3 separate regions of the Mus musculus genome follow, and regions 2 and 3 are each linked to region 1. Evidence: chromatin loops called from intact Hi-C (ENCODE). Cell type or tissue: left cerebral cortex. All regions are shown on one strand.

Region 1 (8,000 bases):
GTCTGTATTATCAGAAGAGGGCATTGGATCCCATAGGGTTATGTTATGAGTTGATGTGTTGCTAGGAATTGAACCCAGGATCTCTGGAAGAGCAGCCAGTGCTCTTAACTGCTGAGCCATCTCTCAAGTCCCCTATTTCTTTTTTAAGAGAGTGTGTGTGTATGTGTACGTGCATGTGCACACATCTCCTAGAGCTGGAGTTTCAGGCAGCTGTGCACCACTATGTGGGTGCTGGGAACTGAACTACAGACCTCTGCAAAAGCAGTGCTCACTAAGCCAGCTCTCCAGCTCACCAATACTAAGGATTCAAAAGGCTGAGCAAGCCGGGCAGTGGTGGCACACGCCTTTAATCCCAGCACTTGGGAGGTAGAGGCAGACGGATTTCTGAGTTCGAGGCCAGCCTGGTCTACAAAGTGAGTTCCAGGACAGCCAGGGCTACACAGAGAAACCCTGTCTCGGAAAAAAATAAAATAAAATAAAATAAAATAAAATAAATAAATAAATAAAACCACAATATTTTGGAGGCAGAGGCAGGCAGATTTCTGAGTTTGAGGCCAGCCTGGTCCACAGAGAGAGTTCCAGGACAACCAGGGATATACAGAGAAACCCTGTCTCAAAAAACCAAACAAACAACAAAAAAAAAAGAGCACTGGCTCTGCTTCTCCAGAGGACCAGGGTTCAACTCCCAGAATCCACATGGTGGCTCACAACACAATCAATAATTCCAGTTCCAGGGAATCTGATGCTCTCTTCTGATCTCTGAGAGCACCCAGTATACACATGGTACACAGATAGACACATACATGCAAGGAAAACACATGTATACATTTTTAAAAATAGAAAGTAAAAGTTTAGCCAGGCATAATGCGCATTCTTGTAACCCCAGCACTTGAGAAGCAGAAGCAGAAGGATTTCCACACATTCCCAGCCAGAATGGGCAACACAGTAACACTAACTCAAAAACAAGGGGCTTGTAGGTCAAGGTGGTACAAGGTTTTAATCCCAGTACTCGGGAGACAGAAGCAGGAAGATCTCTGTGAGTCTGAGGCCAGTCTGGTCATATAGTGAGTTCCAGTCAGCCAGGGCTACAGAGTGAGACCCAGTCTCACAAACAAATCTAAACTCTGGCCTGGGAGAACAGCTTCTGGGTAGCATGCTTGCCTATCATGTACAAAGCCTGGGTTCCATCTGCAGTTATTACAAAGATGAGGAGGGGGTTGGTATTCCAATAAAGGAACCAAGCAAAAGCCACCAGCAGGTTAACACTGTCATCAGACCATGAACTGACCCTACCTTTACAAAGGGCAATTTGACACTTTATCAAGATTTAAATAGTGAGTAGCCTTTGGCCTAGCAACTGAGCTTCTAGGAATTTACCTGCAAGATAAAGACCCTAAGTGTGAAATTCCTGACATATAGGGAAACTCAAGGCATCACTGTGGCAGGACCCTTATGGCATATCTAAACATACAACAGCTCTACCTGAGGCACAATGCACACCCCTTCTGGAAAAAACAGGCAAGAAATATATCATTAAGGAGAGAAGCCAATATTCATGAAGGCAGAAAGAAAACCTGCCTTCTCTATGTTTTGTTTTATTGCTTTTTGCGACAAGGTTTCATGTAGCCCAAGATGGCCTCCAACTCAAATGCAGCTATGATGTGGAGGAGACCAGGCCTTCCTGCCTCTTCTCCTCAGGCTTCGATCTCAGACACTACCATATGTGACTAACACATGTTCTTTTCTACCACTTGAACTTTACATTTATTTAAAACTTTTAAATTAAGATTTCACAATGATTTTTCACCCAGCTTACTGTTAAGTATGTCTTCCTCTTTGTCATTATCTGTGTTAGCAACAATGTTTAACTATTTTTTCCTACTAGCACATTTACTTAATTAAACTCACATATTAAATGTAATGCTACCTTGTACTCTGTCCCCCAAGTCCCTTGCTCTCTGCGCTCTATCTCTAAATGCATAATCTACAAAATGGCAGCTCCATTCCCTATATTTTCCCTAGGTATATAAAGACTTTTAATTGCTAACCTAAAAATGTTCTTAGCCTATGGGGTAAACATAGCATCACTGCTGTATCCTAGAAAATAGCAGAAAAGGGCCAGCAAGATGGCTTAGCAGGTAAATGAGCTTGCTGCCAAATCTAATGACCCAAGTTCTAGTCCTAGGACCATGCAATAGAATGAAGAAGAAACCTGACTCCCAAAAGTTGTCCTCTGACACCCACATACACACTGTGGCACATACATAGGGGATGAGTGCATATGCACACACACACAAAAAAAAAATTCTGTTTTTAAAGAAAAAAATATATTTTAGAAATAAAAAAAGATAGCAGAACAGCAAGGCAATATTCAAAATTTCAAAAACACTGTGCTGATACAATGCCTAATGTAGTAGTACGTGATACTTTTAAGGACTCAATATTATCTGTTTGTCCAGAGCCAGTGGGGCTATGCAGGACTGAAGTACAGCAATCAAGTCATTATACATGAATATCTTACATATAATGCCAATACATTAATTTAATCTTTTTAAAATTAAAAGAAAAAAATTTCAAGACAGGGTTTCTCTCTGTAGCCCTGGTTGTCCTAGAACTCACTTCATAGACTGGGCTAGCCTCAAACTCACAGAGATTCACCTGCCTCTGACTCCCAAGTGTTGGAATTAATGGTATGCACCACCACTTCTCCACCTAAAAAAAAAAATCTTAATTTTATGTGTTCAGATATTTTGCCTGCCTAGATGTCTGTACACCATCTATACGCCTGATCCCTGTGGAGGACAAAGGACAGCAGGTGCCCTGGAAGCAGAGTTGCAGATGGTTGGTTATAAGTCACTCTGTGGGTGCTGGGAATGAAAACCTGCTCTGAAAGAGCAGCTTCTTGATTTCTGAGCCCTCTCTACACTCCCTAGTCACTAATTGTTAATATATTACATTGTGGTACATGCATGCAGATATGGTTTATGTGTATATAACATATATATATATATATATATATATACACACACACATACACACACACACATAGAGTACGTCTTTCCCAACAATATTCCTACACAAATGCTATATATACCTTAGGAAAAATGAGTGATACAGGGAGAAGGGCTGTCAGAAAGGTGAAAGAAGGCTCTTATGGAAAAAAATACAACTGAGATCCAGGAAAGGTAAGTTAAATAAGAGGAGGAAGCACACGGGTTCCTCCAGGAGAGACGCCCGTGTGCAGTGACTTCCTGTGCTGAGGGAAGCAAAGCAGAGAACACAGAACAAAATGGAGGACAACCCAAGGCGAGAAGGCACTTGGTGTAGGGCCATCTAGGACACGATAAGGGTCTCAGCCTTACTGTGAGAGCAATGAAGCAGCAAGAAAGGTTAGGTACAGTGTCATGTGCCTGTATGCCACTACTCTAGAAGCTGACACAGAAGGGTGAAAGGTTCAAGGCCAGCCTGGACAAGGTTAGACCCTATGTTAAAAACAAAAAAGGTAAAAGAAAAAGGCTATAAGCAGAGATAATAAAAGATTTGTATTTTCAAAGATCAGTGATATATGAATGGGAGGCTCTAGCAGACGTAGGAAGTCTGCTTAGAAAGCTACTGCAGTGACCCTAAAGGACAGTGACAGAATTAGTTACAATGGAAACAAAATGAACAAGACTAGGTAGCTAACTATAACTGAAGTTGGTGGGGAGCTTAAGGAGACCCAGCTTTCAGATTCCCATAAGTAGATGGATAAAGGTCCTACCACCAAAGCCAGGCACAGGCCTTTAACCCCAGTGCACAGGAAGTAGAGCCTGGAAGATACCTTTGAGTTTGAAGCCACGCTGGTCTACATGCTATATAGTAAGATTTTTGTCTTTTACATTTTCTCAAAAGATACTATCCCTGAAAGACAATGAGGACACTCCAGGAACACCACCATATTATACTGCTTTGTTTCACAGGGACTGGACACAAGACAGAAATGTTAGAAAGAAGAAAAAAGGTTCTTCAAGTATGTGGAAGCCTTAGTAAAGAAGGGTGAATTGGAAAATAGGGATAGAAGTCAAAAGAGATGAAAAATTAATAACCAAACAAACAAAAACAAACACAAAATCAAAAAGAAAAAAAAAGAGGAAGAAAAGATAGGTCTCTAGCGTCAGCCATAAAACAGACCTACACATTCCTTCCTATTCCTCACTACCACTTAAAATAGTCTGAATTACTTCAAAATAGAGTAAAGAGCTATAATATGCAGTACCTAGGAGAACAAAGGATTAGTATGAAAGAATTTATTATTTATATCAACATATATTATTGAGCTATTGGGAATTTTCTAATTTTGAGAACGAGGGAAAGATGGAGACCGCCTGTGTGGGAAGAAGGAGCTGAATGCCAGCCTGGAAGAAAGGAAGCAGAACGAAGACTGACAACTCCACTTCTCCAATTTTCACAGTTTAAGCACGTTTTATCTTCACCTCTGGACAAATGGCTGTTCTTGTCCTCCTGTGCTAAGGGAATGCAGAAATAGCGCCATACTTCAGACCCTTATTTGAAATCATGGCTTACCCTGCCCTCATGTGGTAGCAGAGAGGAACTGCACCAGTATGTTGCAGGACCCTGAGAATGCCCACATGAAGTTCATGGTGTAATAATTAATCTATGACCAAAGACTTAAAAGATTGCAGGCAGAGAGCAAACTGGGAATAGTCCTTGCCAAGGGATTTATCTTCTAGGCTTAGTAATGCAGAAAACCTAGGGTTTTGTTGTTAACTGATGATAACAAAAAAAAATGTCTCCTTTTTTCTTGTTAAACATCACATATTTAGCAATTCCAGAATACCAGTCTGATACTGTTTATTCAAATCCAATTTATGGTATATTTGATTATTTACAAATGTCTCAATTTTATTTTAATGGCATGAACAAATGGGTTAATGAACATTTCTGGCACACATCAAAAACCATATCACAAATATTAGTAATTATCTCTCTGAATAAGTAAAATCCCCTTTGTTATCTTTAAATTAATCAACTGATTTTTTTTACCACCTAGAAGAACAAGTCACAATAGTAAACACAATTCAGAAACAATCAGGTTCTCAAAACATCTAAACAAATATACCACTGATACAATCAACTTAACACTAGTCACACATACACAAAAAAACATGGCGAAGGTCTAGTACATCATTCCTGACAATTCTCTTCACGGTGAAAAAAAAAAAAAAACACGACTGCCCAATAAAATGATTTAGCATTCTGTGCATGATTTAATTCTCTACCTTTTAACAGACTGAAAATTTGTAAACGTACGCTTTTTACAACTGTTTACACACATACCTACATGACTTTGTTTTGTTTTTTTTAAAACATGTGAACTCAAAGACCATGAAATTTTTAGCAGTAGGTATATTTTTCCAATTTTCAGTTTTGATACCGGGATCACATCCTTTCGTTTCTTTATATTCATGATCTTCATTTCCCCCTTTTAAAATCTAGTCACCATTACCCATTCTGTCTCTGTACATCCCCAAATATTACTGATTCAACCATTTCCCTTAATCTTTTTTATTTTCTTTCCCATATACTCCCTAGCCAACACACACACACATACATACATACACACACACACTTTCACATGCTCATTCCATTTCAAAATATCCAACTCTGACACAGTTGGTTGGCTTTTTTTTTTTCCTTTCAAACAAAATCACTTCTATATTGCTCTCCTCTCCTTAATTTGGCACTCCTTTTGAAATAATTTTCCACAGTTAAACACCAATGTCTTTCTTTCACAACATCCATCCGCGGAAGAGGAAAAGATTAAGAACCGGGCAAGCGAAACATTTGGGAATGTCAAAGAGACAGCGGCCTCTCGGTCGGGAGGAAAATACAACTCTCCTCCCCGAGCTGTCGACACAGCGAGACTTCTCTTCGGCGTGCTCCGGTTCCCCTCCTGACCTCAACGCCACCTTCCTGCTGCTCTGCTTCCCTGTCCTCCCTCGGCTGTGTGTCCGAGGGGCAGCAGAGCCCGGCGACCGCCACCTTCTCGCCGGCAGCGGCCCCACCACTCACCTGGCAGGTGCGGCCGTCCCGAGAGCTGCACGAATCGGTTGAGCTGTCCGGTGCCCCGACCCCCGCCGGCCGCGCCGGCCCCGCTAACCCCGCTGGCCCCGCCGGCCGCGCCTCCTCCCCGCCGGCGGTTCCGGTCCCAGCCCTGGGCAGCCGACATGGCCCGCTAACGATTGCCGCAGCCCGGTCCCGGCAAGCCCCTGCCCCGGCAGCGCGAGCCGAGCCTCCTTCCCGGGCTCCTCAAGAGACCCGGGAGACGGGGGCCGGGGTAGCGCCGGGCTCTCCAGCAACCAATGGCTGGCCGCCTTGGTGACAGTGGACCAATGGGCAGTCTCTTTCTTGGCAGGTGGAGGGAGGCGGGGAGAGACGTGGTAACCATAGCTATAGCTAAAAGAGATGGGGGGAGAAAAGGCGTAAGCAGACGCTCAGAGAGCGCATCGATTCCCGGAGCTCGCCCGCTTCTCCGGGATGCTGGGGGCTCAGACCAGATAGTCGAAGACCGAGCGGGGAGGCTACGCCAGAGGAGACTCCCAAGCAGGGTCGCTGCCTCAGCATGGTCGATACTCCGGAATTCTGTCCCATAAGCACTGCATTTAGAAACATCATAGGTACACAATGCATGTACTTGGTGTTGGTACATCTGTCTGCAGTTCTGCAAACTGAGCCCCGGTCTGCGGACTGTTGCCACACACAAAGGGCTCACGGGAGGTGGGGGCAGGGGGAGGAGTCAGATGAAATCTAAAAAACTCCTGGCTTTCATCATTTGTTTTGTCTCACGGTGGCACTGCCGGGACCCTTCCCCTGCAAAAGCCACGTCAAGAGCAAACAGCTTTAAACCCGATTAGCAAATACCGAAAACTGTTCGATATTAGAGTAATCATAGAAACACAAGTGAAAATTTCAATAAGAAAATCTTTCAGGCATCAGTGAAGATCTTTATTTAAACACGCGGCTTGTGTATGCCTGCCAAGAAAAAAACAATAGAAAAAGATACTCTCTTAGATGACACACGATCAAGTAAATGTTTTACTCACACACACACACACAAACAATCCACCTCAATTGTCTTACAATATACACAGTTAACGATAGAAAATGGAACGGACGATGTGATTTTAAAATGTAAATATCAGAAATTCCCATCGTTTCAAAATTAAACCGAAAATTTGGCTTTGAAGTTGGGGAGGCGCAGTGCACAGTGGGAAAATGCAGATACACATTGCTGTTTCCAAATAAGGAAAAAAAACATAAATTTCTCAAGGGAAACAAAACCTTTCAAGATCTAATCTGATGGACTGCTGACCCCCTTGATGTTTCACACATGAGAACCTCACATGTTGGATTTTTTTTTTTTTTAAGGAGTGGGGTGGAGAAGGAGAAAGTGCTGAGACCAGAAGTCTCCTTTGATCTCAGTGAGCAAATTTCATGTCGTCATGAAATTTTGGTTTTTTGTCTCCACACCCAGTTTCTGTAGGAAAAGAAGTATTTTTATCCATTATGCATTATGATACAGTTTATTGAAATGTTTGACATCTGATAAAAAGAAAACCCATGGAGCTGGGGATGAAGGTAGCTCAGTTGCTTAAAATACTTGTCTAGCACCAAAGGTACAGTCTCCTGCCACAGTATAAAACTCAGCATGGTGACACACTCTTGTAATCCCCAACCGAGGATGGTGGCAGAAAGATCAGGCATTCAAATCCAGCCCCACTCAGATAGATACATTACAAGTTCAAGGCCAACCTTAGCGGCATAAAATCCAGACTCAACAACAACAAAAACAAACAAACAAACAAACAAACCCAGGACCACCAAGAGCTAGAAGGATGTATGCAGAGCACTGGCTGGTCGTCCAGAGGACCTTGGTTCGATTCCTAGGACTTACAGAGCAGCTCTCAACCATCTGTAAGTCCAAATTCAGGATCAGACGC
Region 2 (8,000 bases), 490 kb before region 1:
TTCTTTCATTATTTCTGTTTTTTGTTTGTTTGTTTGTTTTGAGATATGCTTTCTCTGTATAGCCCTGGCTACCTGGAAGTCATTCTTTAGACCAGGCTGGCCTTGAACTCACAGAGATCCACCTGCCTCTGCCTCCTGAGTGCTTGGATTAAAAGCATGCACTAGCATGTCTAGCTTGCTTTTAATTTTTGTGGGTTTTTTGCGGGTTTCTTGTTTTTTGGTTTTTGTTTTTAATTCTTTTCTTGGAGACAGAAGGAAAGAAAATAGAAAGTTGGATGTGTGGGATCAGGGAAGAATTAGGGGAGGAAAATCACTTTCAAATATATTTTTTGTATGAAAATGTTTTATTTTTAATTTGGTTTTTAAAGACAGTTTTTTTGTTTTGTTTTTTTCCTGTGTAGCCTTGGTTGTCCTGGAACTCACACTGTAGACCAGGATAGCCACATACTCAGAGATATGCTCCCCAAGTGCTGGGATTAAAGGTGTACACTACGACTGCTTGGCTTGTGTGAAAATGTTTTATTGAAACATTTTTTCAATAAAAAATAAGAAAAAATCCATATAAGATATGGCTTCCAAACACGTCCTATATCATCACTTATATGCTAATAAAAGAAACACAGCTATGCAAAACTAAAGTTTTCCACTGACAATAATCTCAAGAGAGAAGGAAAATGTATTTAAAGATCTGTGATTTTTGTTTTTATGTTTTGTTTTGGTTTTTATATGTAGGAGTGCTCTGTCTGCATGTACATCTGCATGTCAGAAGAGGGCATCAGACCCCATTATAGATGGTTCCCAACCACCATGTGGTTGCTGGGAATTGAACTCAGGACCTCTGGAAAAGCGCTCTTAACCGCTGAATCTCTCCAGCCCTAAGGGTCTGTATTTTTTAAGATATAGAAAAATAAAAGTGTGAGGTAAGGACCAGAGGAACGAATGCTATGAGGATACAAATAAAAAGGAGGTCTTTTTAAAGCTGGGGAGATGACTCAATAACTTGCTCACTGCGCACACTTGAGGACCTACGTTTGATCTCCAGCATCCATGTTAAAAAGCCAGGTGGTGCGGTGCAAACCCTTTCTGCCAGCACCGGGAGAGAGAATGATTCTTGGAGATTCTGGGCCGGACAGTCTCGAAAACCCCAGCGTCAGTGAGAAGCCCTATCTCAAAAAAAAAAAAAAAAAAAAAAAAAAAGCTGGAGAGTATATGAGGAAGACGCCCAAAACATGTATGTGGCCTCTACACTTGCATACACATATGTGCATGTGTGATAGATGCATGCACTCATGGGAACAAATACTTATTTTAGCAAATATTAAAAGGTTTTATTTGAAACTATTCATAGGAGATTTTTATTTCCTACTGAGAAGACAGGATTTTGGAATTGGCTACAAGGTTTGCAGTGTGTTAAGCTCTCAAACCCTACCCTCCATCTTTTTTTTAACCAACAACCCCAACTTTCTAGTTATTGTCCTTTCTTCTTCCTTGGGGTCTCTGAGGCTATAGATGACTTTTAGGTGCCACTCACCTGCAGCCCTAGACCAACCAAGTATATACTTTTTTGGTTAAGGTTTTCTACCGACAATGATTTCAACATCGAAGGGAAGTATTCTGAAATCTATGCTTTAAGGAAACAGAAAAAAATGTATCCTAACCTCATCTTTGCTCCAGCCTCCCAGAGAGAGACAAAGAAACATGGTAAGGTCTCCTGTATCTTTTGTGGTAGGTTCAGGCACTAATTTTCCTAGAAGGAAGTTAAGATGGTGCTAGACTATTTTAATACTCAAATTTCAAGAAGGTTCAAGAAGTATAGGGTTTCCTGCCCTGTATCATCTAACACTTTGATAGTTTTTGCCATAATGATAGATTCTCAAGGCTAAAAGCAAACAAACAAACAAACACCCCTCAAACTAAATTTGCTATAATCTACCGTAATTGCTGACAACATGATTTTGATATTTAGGTACATATAGGTTGAAATGTTTATCTGTGCATAACCTTCATATTTTGTGGGAAATTGCTTTAAAGGGCCAAAGCTTAAGTGTGTACATTGTAAGCTAAATGCAGTGGCTCATGCCTTTAATCCCAGCCCTTGAGAGGCAGAGGCAGGCAGATCTCAGGAGTTTGAGACCATCCTGGTTTACATAGTGTCTTGAAACATCACCACCATAAAAAGTATGTGAGTCTCAGAGGCCCACAAGTCTCTCTGGGATGACGTGAGACGGGGGTAAGGGAGAGCTGGGACCAGGACATGTAGAAGGTCTAGTGTGTGTCTCATTTGATAACACCCATGGGGGCCTCTGCATTAGACTCTTACTAAACACCAAAGGACCAACAGGCTAGACCAAGAAAGGCCTCGTATATTATATAAACATGGGCTTAGATTTTCTACATTATGTAGTTGGCCTCACTGAAGGGTTCCAGGGTGTCAAATGCACAACTGTAGTTTAGACACACACTGATGGGTCTTTACACTGCACAGCCATCGCTTTAGCATAAGGCAGTCATTTCCTAGCGGTATAGGTTATATCTACCCTTCCACTGGCTCCTTTCCTTTTCTCTGTTCCTCCTATTGCTACCCCTTCCATCCTATCCCTACCTATGCTTCTCCTTGATTCCCCATATACAACTAAGACCAATCTAAAGAGAGGGAAAAAAAAAACCAATCAAACCAAAAAAACCCCTAGATCAATGTGGGAAACAGCTGAGGCAGCAGAGCGATCCATCTCGCTTAAAAGAGCTCAGTCTCACCTCAGCCCCAGTTTATTCACTCTTCCACATGTTCCTCTCACATTACCTGTTTTGAGCAATCGCCAGGCTTCATGTCCCTGTCCTTACCTAACTCTTAATGGCTATAGTCCAAGGGAGAAGAGGGCCTCTTCTCCAAAGCTTGTTTCATTTTCAGCCAAAGATTGTAGAAGAGGAAACATCTATTTCTTTCATGAGAAATTTCACATGATGAATATTGGTCGGACTTTATATAAGTCAAATGAGGTAGCTAGAATCATTAGTATAGTATTTACATTTTAAAATTAGGTTTACTCATTTTATTTTATGTATGAGTGGTTTGCTTGTGTGTATATCCGCTTACCACTTACGGCGCCCACAGAGATCAGAGGAGAGGGCATCGGATCACCTGGAACTAGAGTTACTGATGGTTTGTCAGCCACCACGTGAGTGCTGGGAATTGAACTCAGGTCCTCTGCAAGAGCAATAAATTCTCTTAATTACTGGGCCATCTCTCCAGTCCCTAGCATAGTATTTTTAATCGGGATGGAGTAACATTTTAAGTGGCACCATTACTAAGGTTTGGGCACATTATTCAGCGGAATCTATATATGATGGGAATTTTTTCTTTTTCTTTTTGTTTTTTCAAGACAAGGTTTCTCTGTATAGCCCTGGCTGTTCTGGAATTTGCTGTGTAGACCAGGCTGGTCTTGAACTCAGAGATCTGCCTTCTGGGATTAAAAGCGTGTGTGCTATCATGCCCAGTTTGAAATTTTTCTTAAGGGTATGTAGCATAATCTAGGTAGGACCTTTTCTAAGCCCTGTCAGGATGAGATAGATCTTCATGTATAAAGTAATATGTCAGCCTTCAGCTCTAGTGTCATTTATGGCGACTACATATGCCCTCTCCAAATATGAGTGCTTTACTTTTGTACCTAAAATGAACAGACAGTTATGGTGCATTTCCTCAACAATAACAAAGCTGCCAGGGTGTTTTACTAGTGGTGCCATTTCTAAGCTAACATCTCTGTCCCCCAAATGATGCCCTATCATTTGTGTGTGTGTGTGTGTGTGTGTGTGTGTGTGTGAGAGAGAGAGAGAGAGAGAGAGAGAGAGAGGGAGAGAGAGAGAGAGAGAGAGAGAGAGAGATCTGAGTAGAAGTTGTCAAGTTTGGTTAGAAGGTTGCCCAAGAGGCAAACCACGCCCTCAACGGAGGAAGGACTGTCATTAAGATCTTAAAGTAGTCAACGCCCTAAGAACAGGTGAAGCTGGAAAGACCTTCTAGAAATGTGATGTCTTCGATGCCCAAGGCATTAAAAGCGTGTTTTTCATACTCTGAGACGAGGACAAAAAAAAAAAAAAAAAAAGAGAAAACATTTGGAAAAGCACTGAGACACATGAGTATCCCTTAAATTACTTGAGTGTTATGCAGATTGAATCATTTGAAAATGGTGAAAGCCAAGAAAACTACACTGGTTTGGGTGAAGAAGGAATCATAAGAAGTTGGGAATGGCAGTCCCCAAATCTACCCTCTTGGAAAGTTAAATTAAGACCAGCTTTTCGGTCTCCTCAAATGGATCACATCACGCCTTCCTTTTAGTACGCTTCTAGTGCTCTCAGAGTCGCACATTCAACGTGTCCTATGCTTTGTCGTAGTTTCCATGAAGTCAGAGAGTGAAACACCAACTTCGCAAGTATTTTGGGAACCCCTGACATTTTCAAAGCTCCTAGAAGAGAAGCCTACAAGAAGTGTGCCAGGGGAGAGCTTCTTTCGCCATGGAAGGGCCCAGCAGTGGATTGTCAAAGATGCGGCTGTCATTTGGTGAAGACAAAGACTTAAAGCCCCACTCCTCACTCTCCAAGAACTGAGGGGGCCTGGAGAAGTCACTAACCAAATAAAGTTCCCTGTTTGTTGTCTCAGACCTGGCTTGCAGAGTTTGTGAAGCGGGGCGTGGTGAGCCTCCGGGCAGATTCTGGCCACGCCCCCGTGCGGCAGTGGGCGGAGCAGGGGGCGTGCCTGCGTCCCTAGGGGGCAAGGGCGGCCGCGGAGGCCCGAGGGGGGCGGGCCTTGGCCCCGAGTGACGGCCCGCCGGCCCAACCGGTGCGAGAACCCAGGGCCTGCCTTCCTGCAGCGTCTTCCGCTCGCCGGCTGCGGCGCCTGGGACGGTTGCGGTGGGTCTGGGCGCTGGGAAGCCGTCCAAGATGATTAAAAAATTCGACAAGAAGGACGAGGAGTCTGGTACGCGCGGCGCTCCGGACGCCCACTCTCAGGCGCAAGGGTTTCCCCCCTTCCCTCGCCCGCAGCCACCTGCTCTGGGGGGCGGCCGCAGCGGCGGGGTCTGCCCGAAGCCCCTCCCCCGGCGCCGGGGCCTCCCCTCGGGCCGCGCGCTCCTGGCCGGGAGTCGCCTCGAGCGCTCGGCGGCTCCGCCCCGGCGCGTCCCCGCCCCCCGCGCCCGCCCCCCGATCGAGCCCCTCCGAGCCGGCCCTCCGTGGGGCCCTGTCGGGGGGCGAGGAGGTGCGCGCGCAAGTCTCGGTACCCTGGGGTTGCTGGTGGGGTTAGGCCCCAGGGCGAGCACCCCCTGTTTTGGGAGCTGGGGTCGACCGGGCCAGGGTTGCGTGTTTATGGACTCTGAAGGGCCTTGATTCTCCTGTTCCCAGGGGTTAAGACTGCCCGGTGGGACACAGCTCATTGAATGCTCAGGCATCCAGAAGTGACTTGCGTGTTGATACCTGTCTGTGGTGCAGTGCAAGTGGGGAAGATGCCAAGCCTCTTCAAAAAAAAAAAAAAAAATCTTCAGCTCTTCAGTGGTAGCTGCTCTCACAAGTGTGGTGGAAGGTTGGGTTAGTGGACCTTCATGGCCTCATCCTGCATGGCCTTTACATCTGTGACTCTCTGCGAAACTGTTCCTTTCTGCTTCAGTAAATGTGTGAAACACATAAAATAGGGCTTGCTTTTAGGGAAATCCATAGTGTCCTGTCATCTCATTACTCTTGGTGGTGGTGGAAACCGACACATTTGTTAACATCCATGGGATGGGGGAGGGGGAAGCAGGGAATGAAGGCACTCATTTTGGATAGGGTTCCTATATCAGGAGAAGTCCAAGATATCTCAGTATGGCAATGACAGAATTTGAACCAGAATCAAAATTACTTCATCCAACTTCTTTGCATATTAGTAATAGTTGTCCTTGTGACTTCCAAGGGATCATTCTGTTTAGGTGAGATTTCCAAGCATGCAATATCCTCCTTTAGAAAAGTCTTTGTAGTCCAGCTATTGAAGACCTTCTCTTTTTCTTATACTATAGGTAGTGGTTCCAATCCTTTCCAGCATTTGGAGAAGAGTGCTGTCTTGCAGGAGGTATGGCTTGGATGTGTACAGTGCCTTATCAATTCTGTTTGAGAATAATGGGCAAAGAACCTAGGAAGTACAAAAGTCAGGACAGCCAAAAAAACAGTGAAGGACCGTAGACCCACCTGACAGTCTGAATATCGGTCTTCCCCCACATTTGATCAAAACTAGAAATCCCTTTTTTATTTCTATATTAAAAGTGACAACGGAGTGTAGCAGTGCAGAGATTGTGGAGTAGAGGACAAGGGAGAGGCTGGGACTATAGAAACGTACAGACATATAGACTCTGTCGTGTGCTGGGGGATTTTAATGACATGTCAGGAGTGGTAAGTGCAAGGTTATTAGAAGAGCTTACAGATATTAAACTCGAGGCATTCATATGTAGACAGAGACTCTGGTCAAGTCTTTAAAGTTGAAGTTGTCAACCTAAAGGAATAAAATATAGCCAGGAAAGCAGATAATGTCTGGTAATTTATTGTACGTCATACTACCTTGAGAGCATAGACAACCTGCATTACTTGGATATTGTACTAACATATTGTTAATGCTACTAAAGATGATTTGATATCCTCTGTGATAGAACATACACAATATACAGCATACTGTTTTGCATATTTCTGTAGGCACGCATATTCAACGAAACGCCCATCAATCCAAGAAGATGCTTGCATATCTTGACAAAGATTCTTTACTTACTCAACCAGGTAAACTATTCTGATTTCCTTCGATTTGTGTATTAAGATAGAAATATATAACCTACAGTGAAGAACTTACTGAAAAGCAGAATTGTTTAAAAAAGAAAATCATGTAATTTGAAAATCCACAGTGTGTGATTAGAACAATAATGTGTGAAAGTTCTTTAATACAAGGACTGAGCCTATATTCCTTGTTTAAATTCATGAGGTATTAGACCAACTAAACATGTACATTTCAATAGATATGTTGATTTGAATTCAACAAATACTACTTAGAACATACTTGTTACATGTATTTATTTTTAGTATTTTTTAAAAAGATTTATTTATTTATTTTATGTGTATGCATGTTTTACCTGCATGTATGTATGTGCACACCATGTGTGTGCTCTTGGTTCACAGAGGTCAGAAGAGGGCATCAGGTCACCTGAGACTAGAGTTACTTGGAACCACTCTGTGGGTTCTGGGAATCAAACCTGGGTCCTCTGTAGAGTAACAAGTGTTTGTAACTGCTGTGCCAACAGCAGCTTGCATGTATTTTGAGATCCTTTGAAAATACAATGTAAAGTTAGAATATATTTCAAGATTTTTTTTTGCTTATTTATTTGGCATGATAGTGAAATGTTGAAATTTTTGTCTTAATGTTCAGGTTTTATATTAGTATCAGTTATTACACTAATACTGTCAATATGATTCTAGACAAGTAATTTAACCATTATGTGCCTCATGATGTAAATGAGGTTATAATACCAATGTTTTAAGCTTTATAGTTAAGTGAAATACTAGCTATAAACAGTTATCATAGTGCTAGGCATATTTGTATTCAGAAATACTTTCCATTGTAACTCAGTGAGTTTTACTGCATACCTGTTGTGTCTTATGAACTGTTCTAGGTACTAGAGTTATAACAGACAAAACCAAAAACATATATTTAAAAAATTCTGTGTTCTATTATTGCTATTAATTTTCCTATTTGCTTTTGCCTCAAACTGTAAATACAATCTCAAAAACATTTAGAACCTTAGAAAATAGAATTTTATTTCATAGACAATATATGTATCTCTATAGGTATTTATATATATACCTTTATATATATTGTGTATCTGGATTATTTATATGTAATGCTAAATGTGTTATACTTTCCAACTTAAATTCTAAGAAAGCATTTAGCTTTTTTACCTTTGCTTATTAACTTTGTGTGTGCTTACATCAGTGTATGTGGCAGT
Region 3 (8,000 bases), 110 kb before region 1:
CAAGACAGAAAAATTATAGAATAGAAAGTGCTGTAGAGGGATGGAGAGATGGCTCAGTGGTTAAGAGCACTGACTGCTCTTCCAGAGGTCCTGAGTTCAATTTTCAGCAACCACATGGTGGCTCACAACCATCTGTAATGATATCTGATGCTTTCTTCTGAGGTGTCTGAAGACAGCTATAGTATACTTACATAAATAAATAAATAAATAAATAAATAAATCTTTTTTTTAAAAAAAAGAAGTGCTGTAGAGTGACTATAGCATGCGGAAGCGTTCACAAAATATCTAAGTTTAAACGTCAAGATATGAAAATACATACAATAGAAGCTAGACCAAACAAAGACAAAGGCAGACTACTGAGAAAAAGCAGGGAAAGAGTCACAAACTTCACAGTGTTTATCTCTACAGGAGTAGAGTGGTTTTCCTGTTCTTTATCCCTTTCAACAGCTTTAGATTCTCTAGCATGGGATTGCGCCATATTTGTTTGTGTTGTTTTTCAAGACAGAGTTTCTCAGTGTAGCCCTGACTGTCCTAGAACTCACTCTGTAGACCAGGCTGGACCAAACTCCCAGAGACCAGCCTGCCTCTGCCTCACCAGTGCTCACATCAAAGGCGTGGGCCACCAACATGCCTAAGGACTATCTCACTTATTAAACAAAATAAAAACCTTAAAATACATCAAACTACAGACAATGCAGTTAATGAAAGACCCCATAGAGATGTGATTTAGACCGAAAAGGATTCCCTACCCAGACGGAAGCGCGAGAGAAGAACATGAGGATCAGTATGATGATGAAGTACCAAAGCAGGAAACTTCCTATTGTCCCGCAAGAGTCATCCTTCCGGCACTCGGCATCCTGACTGGGCATGGTGAAACCGAGAGGTATGGGAGGGGGATCCACCTCCCAAAATAAAGACAAAAGGTGTCCCATGATAGCTTCTTGCTTAGAAAATAAACATGCTCAAAGGGATGAAGGTGACCGGGAACGATTTCCCTCCGTGACCTAGGACAACTTCCCTGGCAACCAATTATGACATAGACTTAAGCTACTGTTGCAGGTACTGATACATGTTCTTAGATGCCTTAGATGGGCAGATCTATCTAGAGGACCTCTAAGAGAGTTGATGGTATTTCTCAATATACTTCCTTCTGCGACCGAGGTTGAAATGTCCTTATCCTTTACTGCCATCTCTTTAAGTGTTCAAGGTCTTGGTTTTCACCAGTCTCTCTCTCTTTTTCAATGTGTACCACACCATTGTAAATTAACACACACAGTTCTAGTGCCTTCCAGACCACACTGAGTGTTCCCTAAACTTTAATGTTGACACCTTCAGTCCCATCTTGTATTTGGAGATAAGGCCAGAAAAGAGTATTGAAGAGAGAGAGCAGTAGGTAAAGGCGTATGATGCCAAGGCATGCGGCCTGCATTCGATCCTTGGGGCCCACGAGGTGGAAGCAGAATATTGACTCCACACCCTCAGTATGGCACATGTGCACTCACATGTAGGCACAACCACACACAAAATAAATGTCTCTTTAGAAAATTCCTCAAGAGCTCAAAGATGGTTCAATCAGGCCATGAGGATGGAGCCTTAATCTTACTGTAGTCTCAAGGAAGATGAAAGGACACCAAGAATTCACCAACCCAGGGGAAAGGCCACCAGAGAGAATAAGATGAAGCCACATAGACAAGCCAACACCACCTGTCTCAGAAGAAACCAGCCCTCCTCACATTCTGGTCTTAGATTCCATCTTCCCAAACCCTGTGTGGGAACAAAGTCTGGTGTTTTGGGGTTTTTTTTAAAGTACTGCCTAACTTTTTCTTTTGAAGGAGGCACTGGTGTTCTGGGATATTTGGTTATGATAACTCTAATAATACATAATGGTAACTATCAACTTCAGTGTGGCAAGTGTTTTTTAAGCCCCGGAAGAAATACACATTAGTTTATGGGTTACATTAAGAGAAAGAGATAGAGCCGGGCGTGGTAGCGCACGCCTTTGATCCCAGCACTCGGGAGGCAGAGGCAGGAGGATTTCTGTGTTCGAGGCCAACCTGGTCTAAAAGTGAGTTCCAGGACAGCCTGGGCTATACAGAGAAACTCTGCCTCGAAAAAAAACAAAAAAAGAGCAAGAGATAGAGAGGGAGGGAGCGGGAGAGAGAGGGAGAGGGAGAGGGAGGGAGAGACAGAAAGACAGAGAGACAGAGAGACAGAGAGAAACCACACCAAGGGCTGGTGAGATGGCTCAGCAAGTAGGAGCACTGACTACTCTTCTGAGGGTCCTAAGTTCAAATCCCAGCAACTGCATGGTGGCTCACAACCACCTATACTGAGATCCGACGTCCTCTCCTGGTGTGTCAGAAGACAGCTACATTGTACTTATGTACAATAATAAATAAATCTTTGGGCCTTTTTAGATAGACTTACATGTGGAGAAATGAGCTGTCATTTTGGATTTGACTGTATACTGACAGAATTGAACCTGTTCTCTTGGAACAATTGTCAAGTTAGTTCATCTCCAAATCTATGTCCAGATCCAAACATTGTACTAAGACAATATAAACATGATTTTAAAAAAAACCTAAAAACCTATTAGCTCTTTAAGAGCATACACTATGCACTACCACAATGAAACTTCATTTTCTTCTGTTTAATCTTGATATTTAGTTACTATCTTGAGACAATGTCATTATGGCTAGCTTTGGAACTCCAGAGGCACTTGCCCCCGCCTCTCGATTGCTGGGATTAAAGGCATGTATGTACCAAGGCCTGGCTGGCACACTTCTCCAGGCACTGGCTACGCTGGCCACTAGTTGGGCCAGTGCTGCCACTCCCAAGAAAGCTCTTCCAGAGTTGGACTTGCTTCCCTGTCCTCACCTGCAGGACACAGGCAAAGCTCTTTAGAACAATAGCCAGGAAGCCAAGCCCCCATCCCTGCCTCGTACTCCACACATGGCGTATTGTCAGAACTTGCACTAGCTACTAAGGAAAACCACTCACCTCCCTGGTGACTCTTTTCTCAGTTCTTTCAAAGAACATTCAGGGCAAAGGTGGGGTTTTGTTTGTTTGTTTGTTTTTAACCCCAAAACCACCACTAACTTCAATAGAACGTTCCAGTTTTTCTTCCTAATGCTGCATCCTCATAAGGTGGATATTTGAGAATTTACATTGGGTCAAACCAATTGAGGGAGAAAACACTTCAAAAGAGGAAAAATGCTTTGTCATTGCTGAGTGTGTCTAACACATCAGGCATGCTTGTATCCTACCAATTAGCCGTAGGGGGCCCTAGATAAAGCTACAATTAGTAATATCCAAACTTCAGCTTGCTACAATCATTACTTTTTACTAAGTGTTCAGAATCTGGTCTGAATTTTGCAGCTCAGCCTTTTCCTGCAGCTAAGTAGGAGGCACAAATCCGAGGGCGTTCCCCTGGCAACGATCGCGGCTCGGGTCCTTCTGCCCCACCCCTCTCCCTCTCGCGAGAAGAGAGGGCCCGGTTCTTCCGGTAACTGTAGCCCGGCTTGCCCGCCGCCGCCGCCTTAGTCTTGCCTCTGCGCATGTGCAGTAGGGAGTGGCGCGAGTCCACGGCTTCCTGCTGAAGAACATGGTGCGTTTGGGGGGGTTGTCTTGTGCTTCCTGGACATGGAGTCCGTGCTGTTCCCTCAGAGTTCCAAACCTAAAGTTGTGCCTGAGGTTCAGCCAGGGGATGATGTAGCTAGGAATCTTGCCACTTGTAGTGCAAGGGAAGAAAGACACATGAAGGATAATTATAAAGCTCGTACTGAGGTAGCCAGGGAGGGAAGCTCTCCGAGGAGAGTTTTGGCGCGGGGCAGGAAGGCGGGAAGGATGCTAATGTGCTCTAGAATATGACTCCCGGGAGCTGCCCTCTCAGTGATTGCAGAGCTGAGCCTAGCGAGACAAAGGAGATGACAGTTTTAGTAACCCAAACTGAACGCACGTGTTCCCGTTCCCGTCTCTCTCTTGACTCTTCACGTGAATAGTACCCGTCCACCCCGTGAGAAAAGCTTTACAATTTCATCACCAAAAGGAGATGCTAAGCCTGTATCACTCCATGGTCAAGGTTAGGGTCTGACACAGTAATGACAAAAGTTGATATCTGGTGTCTCTTCATCTAGATGTAGTAACTCGAAGCAGAGACAAAAGAACTCTTTGCGAACTTAATAACAAACCATTACATTATGTAGCAAAACATTTTAATTTATTGGAACCATTAGCTTCTCTGAAATAACCAGCAAGTTCCCTGCTGATTTTTCTGTGGTACCTAAGAAGATATTTCAGGGTTGTGTATACTAATATTAAAGTTTCATATACTAATATTAAAGGGGAAAGTTGGGGAGAAATTTTAAAGAAGAGAAAAGTTGGGGGGGGGAGCAGTTACTTTACAACAGACATTTTTGATTTCTTAAGAGTAGTTTCTTTTCATTTCAGGCTGTTTTGTTTTTTTGTTTTTTGTTTTGCCTTTGAATAGATGCAAGGAGACGTAAGCCCCAATCCTTCCCTTATTGACAGAACCATCAAGATGAGAAAAGAAACAGAAACTAGGAAAGTGGTTTTAGCTTGGGGACTCCTAAATGTATCCATGGCTGGAATGATATATACTGAAATGTAAGTTAATCAGCCCATAAGTGAAAATTTTAACTATTGTTGGCTGGCACTGTGGCTTTTTATATTTGTTTTGGTTTTAAGTGTTTGGTTGGTTTGTGGTGGGCGTGTTATTTATTTATTTAAATAACTGGAAAGCCTTTCTAATCTTTTCAGGACTGGAAAGTTAATCAGTACATATTATAATGTGACATACTGGCCCCTCTGGTATATCGGTAAGTAATTTCCACTATAATTTAGATTTACTACATATGAAAACTTGCTTGTAAATTTAATTCAGCTTAGTATTCATTCTTTTATTCAGACAAATGAGTTCTTACTCAGTTTCCCAAAGTCATGAGTCTAGTGAAGGAACGAGGTAACCCCTTTTATGGAAAGAACATTCTAGTAGGAGGCTGAGTCAGAAGGATTACTTCAAGTCTGAGGCCAGCCTGGGATAAATTGCAGAACCCTGTCTCAAAAACAAACAACAACAAAAACACACCAAAATAGAAGCCAGGTATGGCAGAATATCTAGTCCCGGTACTTGGGAGGGAGAAGGAATCAGACATGGAGGCCAGCCTGGCACCTGAGACCACCTCTCTAAGGTCAAAGCTATAAACAATACCGAGTTGGGAAGTTAGGAGTCCTACCACGAAAAATAAAGCATGGGAGGGGGGTAAGGTTCACCTTTGCCACACCTGAAAACCCTCTGCTTCAGGATTACATCAGAGTCATCCTTGGGATATAAAGAGCCCTGGAGAGCCTGGAAGTGGTAGCACACACCTTTAATCACAGCGTTCAGGAGGCAGAGGCAGATAGATCTCTGAGTTTAAAGTCAGCCTGGTCTATACAGAGAAAGCCTGTCTTGGGGTGAAGGGGTTTCTATCATCCAGGAATAGAGAGATGACTCAGAGGTTAAGAGCACTATGACTTTTGCACAGTACCAGGTTTGGTTCCTGGTACCCCCAAGGTGACTCAATCAACTCCAGTTCTAGGAGGTCCAATACATGTCATCAAAACACTCATACACATAAAAATAACTTTGAGTTTGTTTCTAGTCTTATTAGAGTGGGTGTGGCAGATGGAAAAGGAAGGGAGTTGGGATCTTTAGGTGTAAGAATCATGGCTCGCTAGTAAGCTAGGGGCTCTCTAACACTCACTTGGTGACTAAAATGAAAGTAAGAATTGTGTTGTGCAGTTATAAGAATTAGTAATAGTTGAAAACTCACCAGTAAATCCTCTGCATCTGCCACTCTAATTAAGTGGTATCTGGTTTGAGGAAGAAGAAAATAGTTTTTAATTTTTGATGTTAATTTGCTAAACTACGAAGCAATTTTTATTCCCCAACCAAAATGAAACTGGGACCATTTTGCTTTTAAAATAATAAATTGGGGACTGGTGAGATGGCTCAGTGAGTAAGAGCACCGACTGCTCTTCTGAAGGTCCTGAGTTCAGATCCCAGCAACCACATGGTGGCTCATAACCATCTGTAACAAGATCTGACACCCTCTTCTGGAGTGTCTGGGGACAGCTACAGTGTACTTACATATAATAAATAAATAAATCTATTATAATAATAATAATAATAAATTGGAGCTGGAGAGGTGACTTACCCATTATGGCACTTGGTACCGGACATTGTGACCTGAGTTTGATCCCCAAAACTGACATGGTGAAAAAAGAGAACCAACAAGTTGTCCTCTGACCTCCACATGCCCCCAAATAAGTGAGGAGAATATCTTAATAATAAAGTTACCGGTTTCTTCTAGAACTCGCACTTGCATCGCTCTTCAGTCTTAATGCCTTGTTTGATTTTTGGAGATACTTCAAATATACCGTAGCACCAACAAGTCTGGTAGTTAGCCCCGGACAGCAAGCACTGTTAGGGTTGAAACAGGCTGGTAAGTATTGTGGGGGAGGGGAGCTGGGGGGAGCAGGGGGTAGTCCTTTATCTATTTTCCCTTTTTATAGACTGAGCTAGAAGGCCATCTATTACATAAAGCCAGTTTATAGGAAATTCTGATACAATTATCATTGTTATTTCTGTGAATTGAGTGGAACATCAAATAACATTGTGCAAATATATTTTACTCTTTTAAACATTGTAGAAGTAGTAAACAGCCAGTTAGTTCTAATTGTATAATAATGCTTCCTGTGATTTTATAGCCAGAACCTGCAGTTTTTTTTCTCCTTGGGAGGCAGGGGGGGATTGAGTTCCTTAATTTTGTTTTTAATTTTATATTTTTAAAACTTGCCTATGTTCTAAATTTTAATTTTTTTATTTATTTGGTGTCTCTTTAGCCTTGGCTGTCCTGGAACTCAATATATATATATACCAGGCTGGCCTGGCCTCAGATGCACCTGCCTCTACCTTCTGAGTGTTTGGATTAAAAGCTTGTGCCACTGTGCTGAGCCCTTAAATCTGCTCTCATAATTTTATTTATACTCAAGAGACTGAGGCAGGAAGAGTTTAAGGTCAAGGCTAGCCTGAGTTACATAACATAACCTAATTTTTAAATTTTTGTTTCAATTTAAATATATATTGATAGCCTTTGATCCCAGCACTTGGGAGGCAGAGACAGGAAGAGTTTGAAGTCAGCCTGAACTACAGAGTGAGTTCCAGGACAGTAAGGGCTACACAGAGAAACCCAGTCTACAAAAACAAGAAAGCAAATAAATACTATGTAATAATTTATTTTCTTTCCCTTCTAGTTGTGCAGACTACACCTCCCCGTGATTTGGCAGCAACCCAAATCTCTCCATCTCCACCTTCCCCTTCGATTCAAGGTCAAAGTGTGTTAAGTTATAGCCCATCTCGTTCACCCAGTACCAGTCCCAAGTTTGCCACCAGCTGTATGACTGGGTATAGCCCTCAACTGCAAGGCCTGTCGTCAGGAGGCCTTGGCTCTTACAGCCCTGGTGTGACTTACTCGCCTGTCAGTGGCTACAATAAGGTAATGACTCTTTCTGTTTGCCTGGTATTGCTACTCCAGAATTGGGAATTGCACTAAGATCGTCCAGACTTTGCATTTAGTTGGTGAGGAAACTGAAGGACAGTTGATTGTCTAAATCATCCATGAAGAGCCAGAAAAGAAAGCAAGTTTCCTGTCCCTCAGTCAGGAGTTCTTTAACCATGAACATTTTGGGGAGTAGTAAAGCATAGTGGTCACCAGCTGGTTTCAGCAGGCTTGAAGGGTAATATGAGTCTTCGAAGCATGTTTTCCCTTTTCAAGCTGTCTGTGTGAAGGCTTCACTTTCTCTTGTAGAATTTTAACCCTTCTGTCATGCACATGCTCTGAGCTCACACCTGGGATCCTCATGTGGCTTGCTTCTGCAGTGTGGACACTTGCTGTGTCATGGGTAGAAATCCTTTTCCTTAGTGACATCAGCGCTGG

What was found. Peaks named below come from ENCODE experiments on the same cell type or tissue, not always from the same donor. Only the 100,000 strongest peaks of a DNase experiment are listed, where the experiment ranks them.
Region 2: it touches region 1 in a loop (2.9-fold over the local background); 4 of 42 quality-filtered maps call a loop at or near these places.
Region 3: it touches region 1 in a loop (2.7-fold over the local background); 2 of 42 quality-filtered maps call a loop at or near these places.

What each region holds. Positions count from the first base shown.
Region 1 is chr6:30,400,223-30,408,222 of GRCm38, reverse strand. Klhdc10 (kelch domain containing 10) reads right to left here and starts at 6,368. Exons shown (of 10, transcript NM_029742.3): 1 at 6,073-6,368. The coding sequence starts at 6,229. In left cerebral cortex, a CTCF peak has its summit at 4,585 (motif pointing left); DNase peaks (open chromatin) are centred at 4,559, 6,441, 7,239 and 7,653; H3K4me3 peaks cover 3,790 bases; H3K27ac peaks cover 3,269 bases.
Region 2 is chr6:30,893,630-30,901,629 of GRCm38, reverse strand. Copg2 (coatomer protein complex, subunit gamma 2) reads left to right here and starts at 4,836. Exons shown (of 24, transcript NM_017478.3): 1 at 4,836-4,969; 2 at 6,036-6,088; 3 at 6,703-6,783. The coding sequence starts at 4,933. It overlaps Tsga13 (testis specific gene A13), which reads left to right. Exons shown (of 8, transcript NM_054073.2): 7 at 1,574-1,701; 8 at 4,387-4,649. The coding sequence ends at 4,556. Gm38781 (a long non-coding RNA gene) reads right to left here. Exons shown (of 4, transcript XR_003956419.1): 4 at 7,841-8,000. In left cerebral cortex, CTCF peaks have their summits at 4,674 and 4,875; DNase peaks (open chromatin) are centred at 4,799 and 5,387; H3K4me3 peaks cover 1,709 bases; H3K27ac peaks cover 1,021 bases.
Region 3 is chr6:30,505,292-30,513,291 of GRCm38, reverse strand. Tmem209 (transmembrane protein 209) reads left to right here and starts at 3,509. Exons shown (of 15, transcript NM_178625.4): 1 at 3,509-3,607; 2 at 4,490-4,626; 3 at 4,780-4,838; 4 at 6,375-6,506; 5 at 7,318-7,559. The coding sequence starts at 3,605. Ssmem1 (serine-rich single-pass membrane protein 1) reads right to left here and starts at 1,006. Exons shown (of 3, transcript NM_029373.4): 1 at 750-1,006. The coding sequence starts at 932. In left cerebral cortex, no CTCF peak of the experiment used is centred here; a DNase peak (open chromatin) is centred at 3,509; H3K4me3 peaks cover 1,299 bases; H3K27ac peaks cover 1,555 bases.